Regions from separate parts of the Homo sapiens genome. Here region 2 is linked to region 1. Evidence: chromatin contacts called from ENCODE Hi-C data. All regions are on one chromosome and are shown on one strand. The core of a region is the stretch at or near the end of the contact, and the rest is flanking DNA. Distances in the headings are between cores, read along the strand shown. Region 1 has its middle 93 kb from the start of NECTIN1-AS1. Region 2 has its middle 110 kb from the start of THY1.

What was found. Hi-C counts contacts between places; a loop is a spot of excess contacts on that map. Pooled maps may share reads with other maps.
Region 2: a map of CD14-positive monocyte shows a loop between it and region 1 (3-fold over the local background). The contact joins two enhancer-like sites. A Hi-C loop is called at or near these places in 6 of 168 maps with a recorded cell type or tissue (CD14-positive monocyte, PC-9, dorsolateral prefrontal cortex and 2 more), 2 of 37 single-sample maps with no recorded cell type and 9 of 50 pooled maps.

What each region holds. Positions count from the first base shown.
Region 1 is chr11:119,614,085-119,620,662 of GRCh38, forward strand. No RefSeq gene overlaps it. Among named protein-coding and RNA genes, the nearest start is that of NECTIN1-AS1, 93 kb to the right of the region's middle. RefSeq lists enhancers at 46-569, 2,045-2,634, 3,815-4,402. Within about 2 kb of position 1,612, at least 8 of the 41 ENCODE cell types and tissues checked have a DNase peak (open chromatin) inside an H3K27ac peak, as active enhancers do; they include CD14-positive monocyte and dorsolateral prefrontal cortex, where a contact is called at or near this core.
Region 2 is chr11:119,528,173-119,535,275 of GRCh38, forward strand. No RefSeq gene overlaps it. Among named protein-coding and RNA genes, the nearest start is that of THY1, 110 kb to the left of the region's middle. RefSeq lists an enhancer at 5,485-6,014. Within about 2 kb of position 5,844, at least 4 of the 41 ENCODE cell types and tissues checked have a DNase peak (open chromatin) inside an H3K27ac peak, as active enhancers do; they include CD14-positive monocyte and dorsolateral prefrontal cortex, where a contact is called at or near this core.

The DNA of each region.
Region 1 (6,578 bases), core at 362-2,861:
CAGGTGCAGTTTCTGGTGAGGTCTTAAATTTTTCAATGGTGCCCAGCTAGCTGGTGTAGAAGCCCTTAGGTCTGGGCAGCCTGGGGATGCCCTTTCCTGTAAGACTGTGTCAGGCACGCTCTTTCCTGGGCTAAGATCTTCATGGGCCAATGCCAATGTGAGTGGCAAGGGAGTCCACGCACTGTAGGGCTCTCCCTCCCAGCCCATCTGTGCCCTTGCATGGCTGTTCCGAGTCACAGGCCCCCTCCATTTAGGACATTGTAATGCGGCCTTCTTTCTTTACTCTAGACAAAGGAGATACTGCATAGGCAGTTGTAAGTGTGAGTCTGGGGTGTCAGTATCACTGTGGGTGGAGTTGGTTGGCAGTTGAAAGGCCTCAGGCCCAAGCTGTGGGACCACCCACTGTCTGATGGAAGTGAGTGATGAAAGAAGCATGACAAAATGCAACCCCAGAGAGGTGGGATTGGGGGTGGATGGGGGAGTGGACACTCCCAGCGGCATCCCAGACAGCTGTTTTCATTGATGCGTTCTATAGGGAAAAATTGTGAAAGACTTTGAAATGGACCAAAAAGATGATTGGGTGTCTTGTCTAGCATACTCTTCTGGGTTTTTTTCAGGCTTCATGGTCTTTGAGCTATTTTACAGCCCTGGAAGTTACAGAAAACTGGTAATAACACAACGAGGAAAAGGCATGTGAGGCCATAGCAAGAGGACACACAAGCCAGGAAGTGAGCCCCCATCAGACACCTGAACCTTGATCTTGGACTTCCAGTGTCCAGAACTGTGAGAAATAGATTTCCCTTGTTGAAGCCACCAGCCTATGGTGTTTTCTTATGGCAGTTGGAGCAGACCATGAGAGCTATATTTCAGGTTCTTTGAGATTTTCTTTTAACCAATTGTAATATCTTACTGGTTCCCCCATGAATTAATGGACTAAATACAATTTTTGACATAGGTTATTGGTATCAGAGTCACGATTTTGTCCTTAAGAAAAAGTTATTCTTTGACCATTCAATCATTCAGCAGAATGTTTGTTGATGCCGTCCCTGGCCCTGGCACTGTGCTGATGGCTGGAAATACAAAGATGAGTTCAACATAGTCCTTGTCCTCAAAGAGCTCCTTGTGTGGTGCAGAGGCGGGCAGGAGGCACACCAGTGAGCATCAGAGTGTCGGTGCTGAGGCTGCAGTTGGAGGAGGTCGCTTTTGGCAGGGATTCGGGGCAGGGCTGGGAAAAGCATGAGTTTTGGAGTCAGACAGGCCTAGCTCTAAGTCCTCAATTCACCACTTCAAAGCTTTGTGGCTTCAGATACATTCATTTTCTTATCTGTGAAGTAAGGATAGTATTTTCATCTTAAGGGTTTATGAGAAGTAAATGAGGTATTGTGTGCAAAGAGCTTAGCCCAGTGCCTGGCATATACTAAATGCTCAACAAATGCTAGTCTCAGCCTTCTGGGCTATGATTTCAGAGGTGCAAGGAAGGCCCCTGATTCCTTCCTCTGCCTGCTAGGAGACACCTGAAATTCCTTTAGGAGAGGAAAAACCTTTCATTACACAGCTAGCAAAGCACTCCCAGTATAAACAGCTTGGGACAGGAAGTGTGGTGACTCAACACACGTTAATATGTAATTTGCTGATGCCAGGGCTTCCGCTTAGAGAAAGTTTTCATAAGCATAACCCCTTGCCTGTGAGTGCCTCTGAAAGCACTTTCACATCTCTGACCTCATGTAATCCCCCCAGCGCCTATCTGGGGAGGGCAGGTCCTGGAGGATCATCCTTACTCATTTTACCAAGGAGGGGACTTGGGCTTTGAGCCATGAAATAAATAGTCCATTCCAGGTTACTCAGCCATGATCCAGGAGCCAGGCCTCAGACCTCAGTCTCCAGACTCAAACAATGCACCCTTACCTCCAGTGGAGTGAAGAGGGGAGAGGAGTCACTCTAGAAGAGAACTTGGGGAACCTGAGCTTAAAGAAGCTGAGTCAACCCTGGGTGGAGGAAGCAGAGCCTCCCAGGATGGTGGGTTAAGGATCTGCTCTCTATAAGCTGTGGAATTCTTACCATGTTGGGCCTTGATTTCTTCTTTTCTAAAATGGTGGTAGTAATGCTTGTCTCACAGGGCTGCTGTACGGATAAAGAGGATAACACAAGCAGTGTCTAGCACAATGCTAGATGGAAGGCTTCAAGCCACACAAGAGCAGGGACAAATCTGACTTGCTCCCCATTGCATCCCAGCAATCGGTAAAGCACCAGGCACGTGGTAGGTGCTCCAGGAGTATTCAACAAAGGAATGGATCAGTGAGTGGCATGGGCTCAGTGCACGGCCACTGTTGTAGTCATTGTGTAGGAACAGGATCGCTGGTGGAACTCACCGAGCCTGGGGACGTGGAAGAGAGGCTGGGGGAGCCGGGTCTGCAGACACATTTCAGTGGCTGTGGGGAGGGCAGGCTCAAGGAAGAATTCAGTTTCTTTGGATATGAGGGCTTTGGGACACCTTCTGCTCTGAATGGAGGAGCCAGGAGCTGGGATACTCCATGTCCAGGCCAGGGGACAGGGTGACTTCAGGTAGAAGTTGTAGGCATGCAGGTAAGCCCCAGAGAGCATAAGGAGAGAGAAACCCAGGCCCATGCTAAACCAGCAGGGGCAGCCCATGTGGGTGGTGCAAGGACCAGACAAGCAGCCTCCAGGGGGTGGGCAGAGAGCTTCTCTGTGGCCCCTGTGCTGGGGTAGGGGGCATGGGTGGCCCAGAAGGACAGGATGCCACTGTATTTCCTGAGAACTGCTGCCCCAGCCCTTAGCTGTTCCTTCCACTAGAAGCCATTTTCACTCCTACTCTGACCCTCCTGAGACCATGGCTCACGGTCAGGCCCTGATCTTCTCGTGGATTTCTATCGATTTGGATGTTTTTGACAGAGCGTGTCTTTAGGAGAGGCTGGTGGGACCTTCTGCTCCTGAGCCGCGATCTCTGCCTCCACCTGAATCTTCACCTCTGCTCTGTACCTCCCCTCTTCACTCACAGCCACTGGCTCAACTCTCCCACTTAAAACAAAACAAACAAAACCCTCTCTCCCTTGGCCCCAGCTGTCTCTTCAGATCACGTCTTATCTTTTCTCCCCCAACTCGTATCTTGGGAGGATTAGCGTTCCTTGCTGTCTGATGTTCTCTCTCATTCACTTTTTTTTTTTTTTTTAAGCAAGTGGTCTTCCAGGTGTTTTTCCTCTGAGTGGCATCACCAGTGGTCTACAAAGTCACCAAGTCCCCTCTCCAATCCACCCCCTTACCACTTCTAAATCCAACTGCTGTTCTCAGGACGTTTCTGCCTCCCATGGCATTTGGCCATGTGGGCCGCTGCCTGCTTGGAAGTCCAGCCTCAGGTCCCAGGCGGAACCCCGCCGGTGCCTGTGGCTTTGGCCTTGGCTGGCTTCTTGCTTTCCTTCGCTGGTCGCCCGCCCCCTTTGCTGTGGGTGCTTCTCGAGTGGATCCCAGTCCTCACCTCCTCCCTCCACGCGTTCTCCCTGCGTGAGCTCATCCTCCCTGTGGCTTTAATTACCATCTGTAGGCTGCTGGCCGCTCCAGTGTGGGCTTGTCTCAGGAGAAACAGCCCAGCAGCTTAAGAGCATCTCCATCCCCACATGTGTGAACTTGAGCACGTTCTGAACACCCCTCCCGCCTTCCCGCATGGCCACTGTCTCAGTAAGCATCTCTCCAGTTGCTGGTCAGAAACCTGGACAGGACTCCTGATTCCTCCTTCTCTGTCAGCCCCCACACTCAGTCCTTCTGTTTGATTTGACCCAATCGCCCCTTAGGTTTTCCTCCTAATTTGCTTTCCAGTCCACCCGCTGATCTCCTGCCCGCCTCAGTGATGGCTTCCTCCCAGGCTCCCTGCCTCAGTTGCCCCGGCTCACTCCCATGGGCTCAGCAGGTCTTGGGCTCTGCCTCATGCCTTGGGCTTCTCTGTCTGTCTGTTCCCTCCCTCCAAGCTTTCCTCAAGCCTCACCTCTTTGAAAGCTCGTGTCACAGTTAAGAGGGATAGTCTGGAGCCCACAGACCTATTTCAAATCTAGATGTCAGCACTTAGCAGCTTTGTGATCTCAGCCTCAGCAAACTTCTTACCTGCTCTATGCCTCAGTCTCCTCTTATGTAAATGGCGATCCCTGCTTCTCATCGATTGCTGTGAGTCAAGTGTGTGTCTCTAGCTGCTTTTGTATTCTAGAGAAAGGCGTTCATTGCTGCCAGGGAGACAGGGATCTTTGTTCCGGAAAATGACCCATTGATTGTGTCAGATAAAGCTCTCTACCCACCAGAGTGAAACTGGGAAGGCCAAAGAATGGGGCTGAACTTCTCCAAAGACAAAAGCCATTTCAGCAGGAAGCAATGAGAACCCGGAAATGGCAGAGGGGGGTCAGCCACGGGATTGGAGTGCAGAGGCTGAAGACAGAACCCAGAAGATGTGACTGGTTCAGGAGGAACTGGCAAGAGCAAGAGGTCTGATTTTTAAATTTCGAGTCACTTGTTAGGCTTCAAGAAGGTCCCTCCTATTCCCCAACTTCTAGGAAAATTATCTTACAAGTTCTGCCATAGGTTAGTAACATTTTGGGAGAAAATTCAGGACGAGACAGATCCCATCTGCCACTTCTTCCAGGAAGCCTTCCTGGACTCCCCCTGTCTCCCAAGTCTGGTTTTGGTATCTCCTCTTCTGTAGGTCAACAAGAAGAAAAAAACAAACAAAAACAAAAAACAACCCAAAAAATTGCATAAACTCAAGAGTCAGAACAGGATTGAGAGAGAAGAGGAAATCAGAATGAGAGGAAATCATGAAAATGCCAGGTCCTGGCAATTCTTAGGCATCTTGGAGACTGTACGGCATGGAACTGTTTTTATCTGAATACTGAAAGTGACCCCAAAGCTTTAAAGGGACATCAAGAGATCATCTGTGTTACTGAGAATTAAATTAGATGATGTACATAGAGTTCTTAGCCCCAGCCCCAACACACAGGAAACTCAGAAATTTGGGAGTTACTTTTTTTTTTTTTTTTAACAAACATTATAATGTCCTATTTTATAGATAGCAAGGATATAACAATCTCATCAGAGGTGAGGTGGGCAGAGATCTACAGGAACAGAGGGAGCTTATCTCCTCTTAACTTCCCTGGGCACCCAGGCCCCCTAATGGGGACACAGCTGCTGGTGACACTGGCCAAACAAGGACAATCTGACCATATCTGGAAATGTCCACTTTTGTTTTTATTGTCAGCTACTATTATCATTTTTAATAGGACAGGGTCTCACTATGTTGCCCAGGCTGGTCTCGAACTCCTGGACTTAAGCAATCCTCCCGCCTCGGCCTCCCAAAGTGCTGGGACTGAGCCGCAGTCTGAGCCGCAGCGCCAAGCTCTATTATTTTTAACATCACTGTCCTTCCTCAGTGTCCCCAGAGTGCCTCTGCCTGTCCCCACTCATCTGTTGTTGAGTGTGGATCTTGGATTACTACTTTTCTACTTAGATGTAAGAAATCTGGCTGATTTTCACATGTGGTTTATAGAAATAGAATGATTTTTTTGGTTCCATCATGTATCCTGTCTTCCTCCCTCCAATTTCACTGCAAGCTCTGAGTTGGAACTCAAATGGCCAGTTCTCCTTAGGTCCCTTGTGCCTCATGCACAGCAACGGCTGCACCGATGTCTGTTGCTGTGGGTGTTAATTTCATCCCTGGATGGGTCCAGAGAGTCCACACCTGGGCAGGAGGCTCAGCCCGGAAGCCCCTGCTCTGTCTTTGCCTGTGTCTTCACTCAAGTCTCTTGGGACAGCCTGAGCTGCTGAGATGTGGTGGTGGAGAGGAAACAGAGATGGGGTCTTTGAGAAGAGAAGGACTAGCAGTGTGAAACTAAGTGGGTGGTCACAGGGTGTGGGGGTTGTATTTAATTAGTCACTAAGCCCTTTCATGAGATCTTGAGCCATGGTCCCTTGTTGAGGAAATGTGTGTACATGTGAACTACATGGAAAAGGACCTCAGGGTTGTCACATCCAACTCTGATCCATTGTAAGAATCTCCTTTTATACCTCTGACAGGTTTTATTCAGTCTTTACTTGAATGCTTCAAATGATGGAGAGTTCATTACCTTTAGGGAAGGAATTTTTGATTACCTAATTATTTTTATTTTTATTTATTTTTCCTTTTTAGAGACGGGTCTCACTCTCACCCAGGCATGAATGCAGTGGTGTGGTGATAGCTCACTGCAGCCTCGAACTCCCAGGCTCATGCGATCCTCCTGCCTCAGCCTTCTGTGTAGTTGGGATTACAGACAGGTGCCACCACACCTGGCTAATTACTTTTTTTTGGTAGAGACAGGGTCTCACTCTGTTGCCCAGGCTAGAGAACTTGATTTTAATTAAGTACTCACCCTCCTTCATAACTGATCCAAAGAGTTATAGTGAGCCCATTTCTCTTCCCCGTGGATAATTTAGGCGAGTGTATGAGCATGCGACACAATTCTAGCTAACGAGGTAGAGAGGAAGCCCAGTAGGGGCTTCTGGGAAAGGTTTCCTCTCTTTTAAAAAGAGATACAAAAAGGGCTGGCCTG
Region 2 (7,103 bases), core at 4,594-7,093, 82 kb before region 1:
TGAGGTGGGAGAATCACCTGAGCCTGGGAGGTTGAGGCTGCAGTGAGCCATGATTGTGCCACTTGCACTACAGCCTAGGTGACAGAGTCACTCACTGTTGTTTCAAAACAACAATAACAACAACAAAAAACCCCACATGGGGTGTGAGAGGCATGTTTTTCCAAAAAGCTTATTCTCCCTGCAGCCTGTGCTTGCCCCTCCCCCCACCTTGAGATGGCATGAGTTGACTGCATTCACTTTCCCAGCTCCGCCGGACTCTGTGGAAACAGGCTTCTTTTCTATTTGGTCCTCAAATACAATCTAGATTTCAGGTTGCAAGCAGTGGCTCTCCTCAGTCACCTTTCAGCTGATGTTTCCTGAGCCCCTCCCATGTCCTCTGATCTGAGTGCACTCCACCTCCCGTCCAGCATCATCATGAGCCTCTCCTCTCCATCAGTCCCACTGTATCCCACACTTAGTCGTGGGGCTCTTGTAAGGGGATGATGAGCAAGACCCGGCCTCTGCCCCATGGAGCTCCGAGTCTAGCCAGGTTTGCTCAATGCAAGGAAGAAAGTGACAAGGTTCATGAGATCAGTGTGGACAGGTACTTAGGGAGAAAGAAAGCCTCATGTGGAGGTCAGAGAAGGCTTCATGGAAGAGGTGGCATCTGTGCTGGGTTTTGAAGGATGGATAAGATTTGGGCTGCTGGGAATGAAGGGACGGGTATTCTGGGCAAAACTGGGCGTCATCCTGAACTCCCTCACCTCTTATTTCCCCTTCTCTCAGCACATTTGTCATCTGCCTACCGGCACTGCCGTGAAGCCTGGTCCCGAGCACCTGAGCCTCTCATTTCTCATCCCCCTCGCATTTCATCTCACCCCTTTCCTTCTCTCCCTTCTCTTCCTTCTCTCATATTTTGAATGCAAAATATGAACAGCTCCTAAAAAGGGCAGAGTTGTTCATCGACGGCTTTCCACATATCAGCTGACCTTCAGGGTGCCTCGGGGTGTGGTGGGCATGTGCAAATGAGCAGGGCTGGAGGGAGGCTGAGCAGTGGGTGGCGGAGGTGCCCATCCTTCAGGTATGCTTGTTCTAGATAAGGATGAGCTTGTTATTGACAATGATGTCACTGGACAAAGCCCAAGGAGGGAGGATCGGGAGTGGGGGTTCCCTGTGGTGGGAGGTTTGAGCAAATGGGGAGCTCAGACACCAGCTCTGAGGTGACGCATGCACCCCTCCTCCCTTCCCACCTCCCTGGGTCTGCCATCTTCCCTGGAGTGGCTTCTGCCTGTCATCCAGGCAGATGTCCCTCCTCTCCCTTCCCCACAGCAGGGTGGAGAGGTGGTGTCCACGGGGTGGCAGACAGAAAGTCTGGGTGAGCGCTCAACCTCCTAGGACTTTCCACCTGAAACCTCAAGATCCAAGCTGGGGCAGTGCTGGCCTGTAGCTCTGGGCATCAACTGAGCCAGCCTGGGGAAAATCTGGGAAAAGGGCACCACAGTGGGGTGGCTGTGAGGCCTAACTTTGGTGCCACGTGGCGCTGGGCCAGAATTGCATCTCCACTATCTAAGTGCTTGAGGTAAGTTTCTTAACCTCCAATCTGCAGTGTCCTTATCTGTAAAATGGAGACAATGAAACTGCCTACCTCTCAGTGTGGGCATGTTAAGCAGTGCGTAAGGGCAGGTGCTGTTATGATTATGTCACCTCGTTGTTGTTGTTGGCAGACTTGCTGAGAGGACGGTGGCTGCACCCCCACACCTTGTCCTGGTTCCCCTCTCATCACCCCTTCCTCCAGCTGCTGTTTCTAAGCCCCAGCTTCCTGACCCCTGCTCTGGACCCTTGTCTGACAGCCCCCAGAGGGACTCATCATGTCCTTAATTGCAATTCTCTTGCTCAGCAAAGCCATCAGCACCTAATGTCCCATGTCATTGCTGGTTCTCTGTCTGCAGACACCTCGCTCCTCCTCGGAGCTGCTCAGCCACCCAGGCAATGCCATCTGGCCAGGAAAGGCCACGGCACGGAGCAGTGCCAGGACCTTCTGGGGATGCATTGGTGACAATTTGCTTACAAATAATTTAATATCAGAGGGCAGAAGACTTCATGACTCTATCCCTGGCTCTTTCTGCCACTATGAACCTCCACCCTATCTTCTCCTTGAAATCACAGAGGTACCACTTCTCTCTAACACCAAGGCGTCCCCATCTCCTGCTGAGCTGGCCCCAAACCCAGTGAAGAACTGCAGTCCCCCCGCCTGACTTGGCTCTGATGCCCTTGTTGAGTTTTTAAGGTGGGGCCCAGCAAAAAGCCAGAGCTGGGGAAGGGGAACTTGAAGGAAGACTTGGAACCCAGCAGAGACCAGGATCAAGGGAGAACTTATCCCAGGGGTCTGCGTTCCCATTCTCTGGGTCCCAGTGCAGGGCCCCCTACCCTGGGCAGAACCTCTGCTAATCCAGTCAAGCCACTGCTGAAGCCGTTCTCACAGGGTGAACAAGAATTCTGGACAGAAATATGGTGATAAGCATTAATCAGGCTGCACTTGACCCACTCCTTTGTAACCGACAGTCACGTAGAACTTGACACTGGCCATTTGCATCCCAGTTGTTCCTATAGATAAGATATCTGGTGTTAGAGTCATAAGACTTTTGTTTAAGAATTACTTAAGCAGATCCTGAATTCCAGTGAAACACCTGACACCAATCATTTTGAAGACCCCTAAAGAGGAACCGAGTCCGGGTGAGAACACAGTTTCTTCATCTCCCTGTCCCATAACTTCACCCTGTACTCGAATCAATCGACAATCTCCACACTCTGGCCCCCTCCAAAACCATTCAAAACCCTAGCCCCAGACTCCTTGGGGAGACGGATTTGAGGTTTCCTTCTGTCTCCTTGTTTGGTGGCCCTACAATTAAACCCTTTCTCTGATGTAACCTGGTGTTTCAGCATATTGACTTGTCATGCACAATGGGCAACAAACCTCTTACGGTTACACTGCTGCCCCTCCTCCCAGCCTCAGCACCCAGGGGCACCCAGGATCACAGGGAGCAGCTTCCTCAGGAGTCCACACCCAGCCCTGGCCTGAGAGTGGCTTGCTTAGGCTGCCTGCCCCCCACCCCCAGGATGAGGCCGAAAGTATGTGGGCAGTTCTAGCAGCCAGCCCAGTCGAGTCCAGGACAACAGACTTGTTCCCAGGGAGCCCAGAGACACCCCAGGTTCAAAAGAGAGCTCAAAGAGAGGCCCTCCAGGGGAGCAGGAGCCCTGCTGGCTGCAATCCTGGTCCCCCCCAACTCCAGTACCTCCATGTCCAGCCATGTTCCGGCCACCTCCACTCCCAGGCTTGTGGGAGATTTGTCTTTCTTACCATGAGCCCAGGAGGAGATAGAGACCCCGTTGCTGGTTTCTCTCAGTACTGCTGGGATCTGCTGGCATTCTCACAAAGAACTTCCATAAATACTAAGGGGGAACAAAAGGGAAGTAATTACAGCAAATACAAACAGCATGAAAATAGTCAAGTTTTTAAAGTACCGGTTTCCCAGCCTCAGACAACCACCCTGGAGCCCTGGGGGCTGGTCTGCCTTCCCAGCGGGCCCTGTGCCAATGCTCCCACCTTCCCGGACTCGCCTGGTGCTGCCCATCAGGATCTTGGCACCTGCAGGTCTGGGGGCCAGGCTGAAGCCCCCACCTTTCATTTCTAGTTTTCCACGTGAGGATTTGCCTCACCACAGCTGGCCACTGGAGCTGCAGCATCTGACACACTGAATAACTCACCTTTCAGGTGCACGCGAAGGCCTCAACCATCTGGAGAACACCTGCTGCAACAGGTAACACCCCCGTGTCCAGGCCCAAGGCCTTGTCCATTGCACACCCACAGCCCAGCCCTGTTTTCACTACCTTGATGGACAATTGTTGGAGTTAACTCTCCAACTATCCACGAACCCTGATCCATCCTGCTCACACACAGCAGTGAGCACATCGAAGCCATTTGTTCAATGTGACCCAACCCCCTGAATTGATGCTGGCTGGATTAGAAAAAGCACCTGAGCCAAGCTGGACCCATGAGAATTCAGTCTTTGGGGCACTGGAGTCAGGGCGCAGGGACAGTCTCTTCAGAGAGTTCTCTGTCTATTCCACATACATTTGGGAGCTGTGGGTGGTCACCTTGGGTCATGAGGTCTGCCCACAGAAAAAAATGAAGCAGGTGTGCAGGAGAGATGGTGACCTGGAATTCCCAGGGCCTGGTGGCTTTGCTGTCCTCAATCCTTCCTTGCTGAGGCTCCACCACACTCCTGCCTTTAGCTTCTACAAGACACTCCTAAGTTCTTTCAGTAAATTGCCTCTTTGGGCTGAAATGCTAGTTTGAGTGGGTGTCTGTAACTTGCAACCCCAGGATCTCAACCCCTCGCCACACTGTAAGTGATAAAAACATAGTGTAGTTGGGGCCCCAAGAGGACCAAAGCTAGGCACTTGCTGGGGACTTGCAGGAGGAACTGAGAAGGCCCTTGGAAACAGGTGAGAGAATGGAGGGACACCAGGTATATCTCTCCCTGGTAGGGGAGCTGTTGGGGTGGGGACCCCGGAGAGCTCATGAATGGGGCAGGTCTAGCAAAGGAGAGACCCTTTAGAGCACTGCTTCTCCTGTAGAATCAATGTCAACTTGTCAGTAAACGGACTGCTGATGCAGCAGGATCTTTAAGCCCAAGTCCCCACACTCTTTCCAGCATCCCACCTTCTGGCCAGACCCCCACTCCCACCCCCTGCCTCCATGGCTGTGTAATGCACCAGACTAGGAGTCTGAGACCTGAGTTTGAGCCCCAGTTCAGCCACTGATGGGCTGTGTGAGTTTGGGCAAGTAACCCCACCTCCCTGGGCCTTGGCCCCCTTATCCAAAACGTGGCCGCCATAATCTCCTTCTATTTTGCATGGCTCCTTCGAATTCTCCCTCCCTTCTCCGGTCCCTTCCTCCTTTGCCCCTTCCTTCTGCTTGGCACTTGCCTGCCCAGCAAGCCTCCCCTTCTGATCCATGCAGTTCAGTGCACTCCCATCCGCTTCCTACAGCTCAGGAAACTGTGAGGGCCAGGCACTGGTGTGTACGGTGCCTTTGAATCTTACTTTAGGTTAAGATGCTCACCCGGTCTCCCCTTTCAGAAGGAGACCCTCTGAGGGCAGAGATCTGGTCCTCTTCTCCTTCTTCTAGACCGCTCAGTGTGCCTGGAACAGGGCTGAGCCCACAGCAGGGTGCCTGGATGAGCCCTGCCCTGCCGGCCTGTTCCCTGACCTTTCCTCCAGCCCTTTCCCTTCCCCACCCCTGGCAGGGAGGATGCTCCAGAGCCCGCAGTCCAAACTAAGCCAGAGTTGGGGGTCCCCAGCCTCTCCAGAAAGCCAGCTCCAGCCATGGGAGGGGGCATTGCTGGCTGTTTCTTCCCCACAGGCCTGCTCTCCTCACCCCTGCACCCTTCTGTCTGGAGGGGAGGCAGTGTGCCTCACCTGAGCCAGTCACCACAGCCCCAGTGCAGCTGGCTCCTTCCCTTCCTCTCCCGCTCCCTGGCATGGACCAGCACACCGTTCTTCTCCCACCGCCCATCCTCAGTTGCCCCTCGCCTCCCCCCACCGCCTTCTGTTCCCATGCTGGCGTGTCTCCCCCCCCAGGCAGCTGGGAGCAGGGCGCCTTCGATTTCTCTATTCAGTCTGAGGCGTAGCAATTTTCTGCTCTCCCATAATTAGGGGAATTTTAAGCAAACTCCCCGACGGATGATTACAGCAGGTTCAATCCTGGCTCCTTTGATCAGGGAAGAATGAGGACGTTGTTGGAATATTCCTCAACCTGCTGGCCAGACAGGCTCTGCGGCGCACGCCCGGCTCTCGGGCTCCCCCTGGAGGGCTTTGAACTTGTGTCCTGGCGTCTGAGTGTCCCTGGGTGCTGGAGTCTCCCCAGGAGAGGACTGGGTCCAAATTCTGCTTCATGAAGGATTATCCCAGAGGTAGCTTCTCTAGCTTTGGGCCAATATCTGGGCTCAGAGCCAGAGTTGGAAGTGGTCTCTTGGGTAGGAAGGAAAGTTAAAGGGTCATGTAGGGCAGTCTCCCAGGGCTGCTGTGAATGGCCGTGCAGGCCATACACTGTGCCCTCTAGGGGACATTATTCTCCCTGTAGCTTGTGTGAATGGGACTCCTAGGGTTTGTGCAATGTCCAGCCTGCACAACACAACTGACAGCTTGAACCGCTTGAATGACTCCACTTTTCTAAAACGGCAGAAGAGCCTCCTCCTTAGGGTTGAAAGGGGCTCTCCTCTGTTTAGTCCATTTCCCTCGCCTGTTGTGCCTGCCCAAGGCAGTGTGGAAGAGAGAAAAAAGCATGGCCTTTGCAGCCACAGCCTAGAGGGGAATTCCAGTGTGAATGTTTCCTGGCCGTGTAACCTTGGGTTAGTTAATGAACCTCCCTGAACTTTAATATCAATCTTAAAGGACTGTTTTGAAGATTAAGTAAGAGATGGACTAAAACATTGCTTGGCCCTTATGAGTCCTCAATAAATATCACTCCCCTCTCCTTTCCCTGCCCACGTCACACTTTCCTCTTAAACATTTCATCTTCCCAGACAAACCCTTTCTCCTCTGTCTGCCCCAGTCCTGAGTCCCCCAAAGGCTGTGCCAGATAGCAGACTGCATAGCTATATATATATATATATTTTTTTTTTTTTTCTTTTTTAGACAGAGTCTTGTTCTGTCACCCAGGCTGGAGTGCAATGGCATGGTCTTGGCTCACTGCAACCTCTGCCTCCCGGGTTCAAACAATTCTCCTGCCTCAGCCTCCTGAGTAGCTGGGACTACAGGCGCACACCACCACACCCTGCTAATTTTTGTATTTTTGGTAGAGACGGGGTTTCGCTATGTTGGCCACGCTGGTCTCGAAATCCTGACCTCGTGATCTGCCCACTTCGACCTCCGAAAGTGTTGGGATGACAGGCGTGAGCCACCGCGCCTGGCCCAGACTGGGTATATTAATAGGCTGCTAATGTCTCTGGCATCCCCGAGCAGTGGTCCTGGCTTTTCCATAGGTTAATTAGGCCATATTTCAGGATAATTACGACTGTATATTCCTACACTAATTAAGTGGCTCTAAACCCTCTCCAGAA